Regions from separate parts of the Mus musculus genome. Here region 1 is linked to region 2. A link is a loop called in an ENCODE intact Hi-C map of the cell type or tissue named here. Cell type or tissue: left cerebral cortex. All regions are shown on one strand. Each heading gives the region's core, and the rest is flanking DNA. Links, peaks and the distances in the headings are about the cores only.

Region 1 (2,922 bases), core at 119-2,618, 420 kb before region 2:
TTCCTGGTTTCTGGTCAAAGACGAGCCTGTGTGTCAGGAAGACATTAAGATTCTAAGAGATTCCCTATTCCTCCAAGTTCAAAGACAAGGCATAGCCCTCTCTGTTAAAATTTAGAAGGTCTAAACTCATGCTCTTTGAATCTTACAACTTCTCTCCCAGACGGGTCTGTGGCTAGACCTTTTGGAACTAAAGTTGAATGGTTTCAGCTTCGTGTCACAGCTCTGCTATTCTGGGTTATGCCAGCCTCATCTGTAGCAAAACATGGGTTGTCAAGCTATGAAAGACCTCATGAATAATTTATCTCAAGAAATGTTTACATGTGGTTCTGCTACCCTATTAGTGGGAATAGATACAACATCAGCTATTTGTAGAAGACTGCTATAGACCCAGTGAGTTAACTGGTACATGCAATGTATTGACCAAAATGCTAATCAATGGCACGCTAATGGCCAGCTGGAGACAAAAGTTTACTCCAGGTAGTACATCTTTACAGGAAGTGTGTGAATGAGAAAATCTACTCAGTCTTGGTTTGTTTCATTTTTATCAACATGCGGCACCAATTCTAGGCAATGCCAAAATGTGTTATGCAGTCCTGCTAAAGGGAGCTGCTTGCATTACCTCTTCTCTTGCTCTATTGCTGCTGACAGTTACATAGTGTGCTCAAAACAATGAGTGGTTTATAAAAATAAAGAAGAAAATTCAGGATGACCAACTAATACAGTATAGCTCAGACAGAAGTCTTTTTTGCAAGTGTTCACTTGGACTCCCAATTTTTACTCCATGGCCATTGAACAACTAAAAAGTAGAATAATTATGAAGGTTATTTCCTTGGAATGGCTTCAGTGAAGAACATGTCTGTGAGTTATCACAAGCCAGCTCCTTGAAAGGGTCTTACCATTCCTGATGAACACGTCTACTAGCTGCTCTTTGGAGAAACCCGAATCCACCTCGGCTCTCACTATTTCACAGGGGAATCCTGCAGCCATCTGTCTGTACTGTGATAACAAAACAGGGATATTAGTTCTAATAGTCTTCCCAGTTTTCCAGAAAACAAAGTAGTAGTATGGAAATATGTAATACCTTCATGCAGAGGGCAAGCTGATTTGCTATGTAGTCTTGCAAGCTTCCTTCTGGTCCATGGAAAATGACATTATGATATTGCTCAACCTGTTCAAAAGCAAGAAGAACCCTGGGTGAAGATGCTAGCTTGACAAGGAAATGGGCAGTGCACAAGGACAGAGGTCCCAATTATCCCCAGGTATCCAAAAGAATGAAGCTATTTGAGAATAGGAGTATTTCCTAGACTTGTCAAGTCCTTTAAAACTTGACCTGTGCCTCCTCTCCCCTGGAAACAGATATGTTTACAGAAGTTATGGGAATGTATTCAGGATACAGGAGCACACAAAGACCACCTGCCGGTTATTATTTTGTAAGCTAGAGAGAGAAGCTAAAAAGAATCATTCTTCAGGGGCCCCGTGATGGTGAGCTTAGGACTGGCAGTCAGGGTATGTAAGACCAGGTTTCTGATAGCCATGAGTGACTTTTCTCTGAAGTTAAATACTGTTCTGCTGTTGGTATGCCTTCAGTACACACTGGTGGCTATAGCTACCCAGCGAATGTCACATCCCAAACACCGTAGACTGGACACAGTACTGGCACAGCTCTTTTCTGTGCTATTGGTGGCCTAGCAAGGCAATGGCAGTTGTGCAGGCAAGGACCGAGACTGAAGCAAGGTGTTTTTCAGAAATGTGAGGATATTCTGGAAAGTACAGCTGAGGTGCAGTTTCTAGGCTGAGGAGTTGCTGCACCATAAAAATCATCAGAGAAAAATATAATTGAAGAATATTTCTGAGCAGTAATTGTTCTCCTTTGTACGTATGAGTGGGAATACAGAGAATGTGTGGGATTATACCTGTCATTAAAAATGATGACGAGATTTGTCTAGTTCTGGCCACTTCTTCTCAATCTTAAATAGAATCTACAGAGGTGGACTTTTTTATTCTTTTGGTTAGCTTAGGAAATTTTACTATGTTTTGGGTACCATCTACTGCTTTCCTATATTTCTAAGGAACAACTACAATACTACTCTTTGTTCCTTGTGAATGCATCTGCCATCTTATGACATGATTGTAGCTCTGACCTTCTGGTTGGCATGTTGAGAGAGCTCCTTCAGACAGCTTTGTGCCTTGTGCCTCATGCAGGCATCAGTAAGTTCATCCTACTGTTCATCATCTCAGTGTTATTCTCCACTGGCTTGAGTAAAGCCTCAGAGCATCTTCAGTTTCTCATCTAGTTCCTTACTTCACCCAACTGCTTCCCAACATTGTTCTTTTCCATCCTAGTCCACATTTTCCTACAAATTGCTCACATTGATTTCACAGTTTTATTTCTTTGCAGCCTAGAGAATTGCCCATATTTTATTGGTCTGGTTTTTCAATGGCTAGGATCTGTACTGGTCCCCTCCCATGCATAAGTAGAAATTATAACTGGATCTAAGGTGGTAAATTAGGGATGGTTTCCCTAAGAGTTGAGCCAGCTGGTTTTATGTCAATTTGATAGAAGCAGAGTCATCTGAGGGAAGGGAGCAGCAATGGACAAAATGCCTCCATAGGGTCAGGCTGTAAGCAAAGCTGTAGGCAATTTCTTATTTAGTGATGTATATCAGATGGCCAGCCCATTGTGGGTGGTGCTGTCACTGGGCTGATGGTCTTGGATTCTATAAGAAAGCAGACTGAGCAAACCATCTAGAGGAAGCTAGCAAGCATCATTTTCCCCACAGCCTCGTAATCAGCTCCTGGTACCAGGTTCCTGCCCTGTTTGAGTTCTTGCCCTGAATTCCTTCTATGATAGATAGTTCCATGAAAGTATAAGCAAAATAAACCCCTTCTCCCTGAACTTATTTTGAGTGGAACGTTTCATCA
Region 2 (2,922 bases), core at 207-2,706:
TGCTTGTGGATTAGGAGGTAAGCTCTCAGCTAATGTGCCAGTGCCATACCTACCTGCCTGCCTGCTGCCATGCTCCACACCATGGTGGGCATAAACTGGAGCCTGCTGGAATCATGAGCTCCAGCAAACATTTTCTTTTATAAGCTGCCTTGGCCTTGGTGTCTCTTCACAGCAACAGAGAAGTAGTTAGGACACCCAGAAGAGCAGCCTGTGCTCTTAACCTGCTGAACTGCCTCTCCAGCTCTGTTTCCCCACTTTAAAGGAATGAAAATAGAAGGTAAACCAAATTGCAAGCCCAATAAATGTGAAAGATGAACCCAACCTCATCTCTGTGTGCTATACAATGGTGCCCTACTTATTGCAACCTCCACTTCTCTCTCTCTCTCTCTCTCTCTCTCTCTCTCTCTCTCTCTCTCTCTCTCTCTCTCTCCCTCCCTCTCTCTCTCTCTCTCTCTCTCTCTCTCTCTCTCTCTCTCTCTCTCTCTCTCTCTGTGTGTGTGTCTTGGGTGGTAGAGGGTTCTTTATGTGATCTAGGCTGCTCCAAACTCTCAATCCTCCTGCATCAAGCTTTCAACTGCTGTGATTACAGGTGTTTACTACCATGCCCAGCTTTCTTGCCTTTGTTAAGGCTAAATCAAGTTTTTCTCGTTCTCATCCCAACTGTCACATATATTCAAGTGTTGTGTAAGCTTGCCCCAAACCTTCATCCAAAGCATCTTTTCTGTCTGTCTCCTTTCAAACAACAGGTCTTACCTTGAAATCTTGAGATAGAAGCTTTATCTATCACAGTCCAGTCCTAACTTGTTCCAAATGCTGACCTTTTAGTAATATTCTCCAGCCCATGTATTCTAGGCTATTTTGCAGCATTTCAGACTTCTACCTACAGACTCTAATAGCACTTTTCATCCAGCTCTGATAAAGATAAATGTACTTGCCAAGTGTACTTTTGGAGGTAAAGTTGTTCATATTTGAGAAACTATAGATTGGGAATAACATTAGACAAGACTTTGTGTTAGTTGTATTTTAATGCTTTACATTTCAGATTCTCACTTCATCTGTAATACTAAAATTCTGCTGCTTGTGGGTGCAAAAGATTGAACTTAAGGTCCCACACATTCTAACAGGCTCTACCGCGGGATTATAGCCTCTGTTTTATAATATGTTTAAGGAAAAGGACAAACTCTTCTGAGAGCCTCTTAGCATCACCAGCATAGTTTCAGATAATCAAAACTCTGTCAGTATGCTTTAAAATGAAGAAGTGACCTGTGGTGGCTATTACATTCTATTACAGTGTCTTATCATTGGTGACAGAGACCATGAAATAGTCCTCTTTGGAACTTCAGCATGTGGGAAAAAATACATACTACGTGCTCAGTGTGTGGCTTTAAAACTCTTCCTGGAGGAATTTCTGAAATTGGCTTTTAACTGTGGCCTCTATTCACATCACAGCCCTGCCACCTAGTGGCCAATTACCCAGATTTAACTACAATACCTCGGATGAAAGGTGCGAATACTGACTTGTTTATCAAAGAACTGAAGTGTAAAAGTATATTCAGCTTCATTAGGTAAGGAGATTCTAAGCCATACATAGAAAACATTTTACAACAATGAGAATGTTCAAACTTTTAATGTTTCGCTAAGCTGATTGAAATGAATGCCTATAGATAAGACGTTCGTCATTCCAATGTGTTCTCAGTATGTGACATATGCATCTTTATTCCAAGCAGTGTCTTTGCTCATTAAGATCAAGCATTGTTGCTTTTCCCTCATCTTCAATAAAGTCCTTCCAAGATATAGAACTCTGTGAAATAGGAAGATACATTGTTCATGTAGCATAAAAAATTGACTGGACCAAAGTTGATTGACTGTTTGGAGTGAAATTATCAGTTTTGATCGATTAGTGTGCTTGTAGCAATGACTGAATTAATCCATCAGTTCAACTAAGTAGGTTAATAGAAATGCTGTAATAACAAAAATATAAGCTGTGAGGAAGCACTTTCACTTTCATTGTTGATTAAATGAAACTCAGTAACGAAAACTCAATGTTTTCATCACTTGGAATTATATATGCTCAAGTGACTCATTTATTACTTACAATGCTAAAATACTAATATAAAAATTAATAATAATGCAGTGACTATCACGCGCAGGATAGGGGAAATGAATGACAGGGAGCTGAGAAGTAAGAGTACATTTTAATTTTAACTTCAGGAGTTAGGATTTGATACATCATAAATCTGTTACTAATCCATATTTATGAGTTACAAAATGTATTTTGCCTTAGCAGGAAGGCATAACCAAGTGTCTCTAAAACATGGTGCATTGTTCTGTCACTTGTCTGTGGTTTTTGGAGGGTATTAATATACTTTGATGCCAAATATAACAGATGTATGAACTCACACATCGATCTTCCTAATATTAGCTCTGGATGCATCGGTTATGTGAAAGAGGCTTACTTGTTTCTGATACTTCACACTTTCCTGATGACAGGAATGACCCCATTTTTCTTTTCCTCTCTGCTATTTAAGACATCTGAAGAAAGCAAAAGAGATTATTTAAATCAGGTCCTACTTACATACATGCAGAAATTGAGATTTTGGAAAAACTTGGCAAAAAAATCCAAGATAAATGAAACTAGTGGTTATAGATGGTTCCAGAACTCACATCTGCTGAAAGAGTAACTCTCAGAGGATCAGCCTTGAGGCTGCTCTGTAGCTTCACACCTGAGAGTGCATATACCACCCAAGCACAAGAGATGTGAGAGCCAAGCTCATGGTGCTTTATGTCCCTGGACACTTCCGTAAGCATTAGGAGTTCCAACTTCACCAAGTCACTTTGAATCCATGCATTGTCATGTTTCCTACTGAGAGGACAACATAAAACCCCATTTGTCTCCATTTAAGGACCAGAACTGATTTCAAA

Evidence for each region. Hi-C counts contacts between places; a loop is a spot of excess contacts. Peaks named below come from ENCODE experiments on the same cell type or tissue, not always from the same donor. Only the 100,000 strongest peaks of a DNase experiment are listed, where the experiment ranks them.
Region 1: it touches region 2 in a loop (4-fold over the local background); 25 of 42 quality-filtered maps call a loop at or near these places.

The regions. Positions count from the first base shown.
Region 1 is chr6:18,396,437-18,399,358 of GRCm38, forward strand. Cttnbp2 (cortactin binding protein 2) reads right to left here. Exons shown (of 23, transcript NM_080285.2): 13 at 1,082-1,168; 14 at 897-996. Among named protein-coding and RNA genes, the nearest start is that of Gm40356, 38 kb to the right of the region's middle. In left cerebral cortex, for the core only: no CTCF peak of the experiment used is centred there; no DNase peak of the experiment used is centred there.
Region 2 is chr6:18,818,104-18,821,025 of GRCm38, forward strand. No RefSeq gene overlaps it. Among named protein-coding and RNA genes, the nearest start is that of Lsm8, 29 kb to the right of the region's middle. In left cerebral cortex, for the core only: a CTCF peak has its summit at 1,462 (motif pointing left); a DNase peak (open chromatin) is centred at 1,454.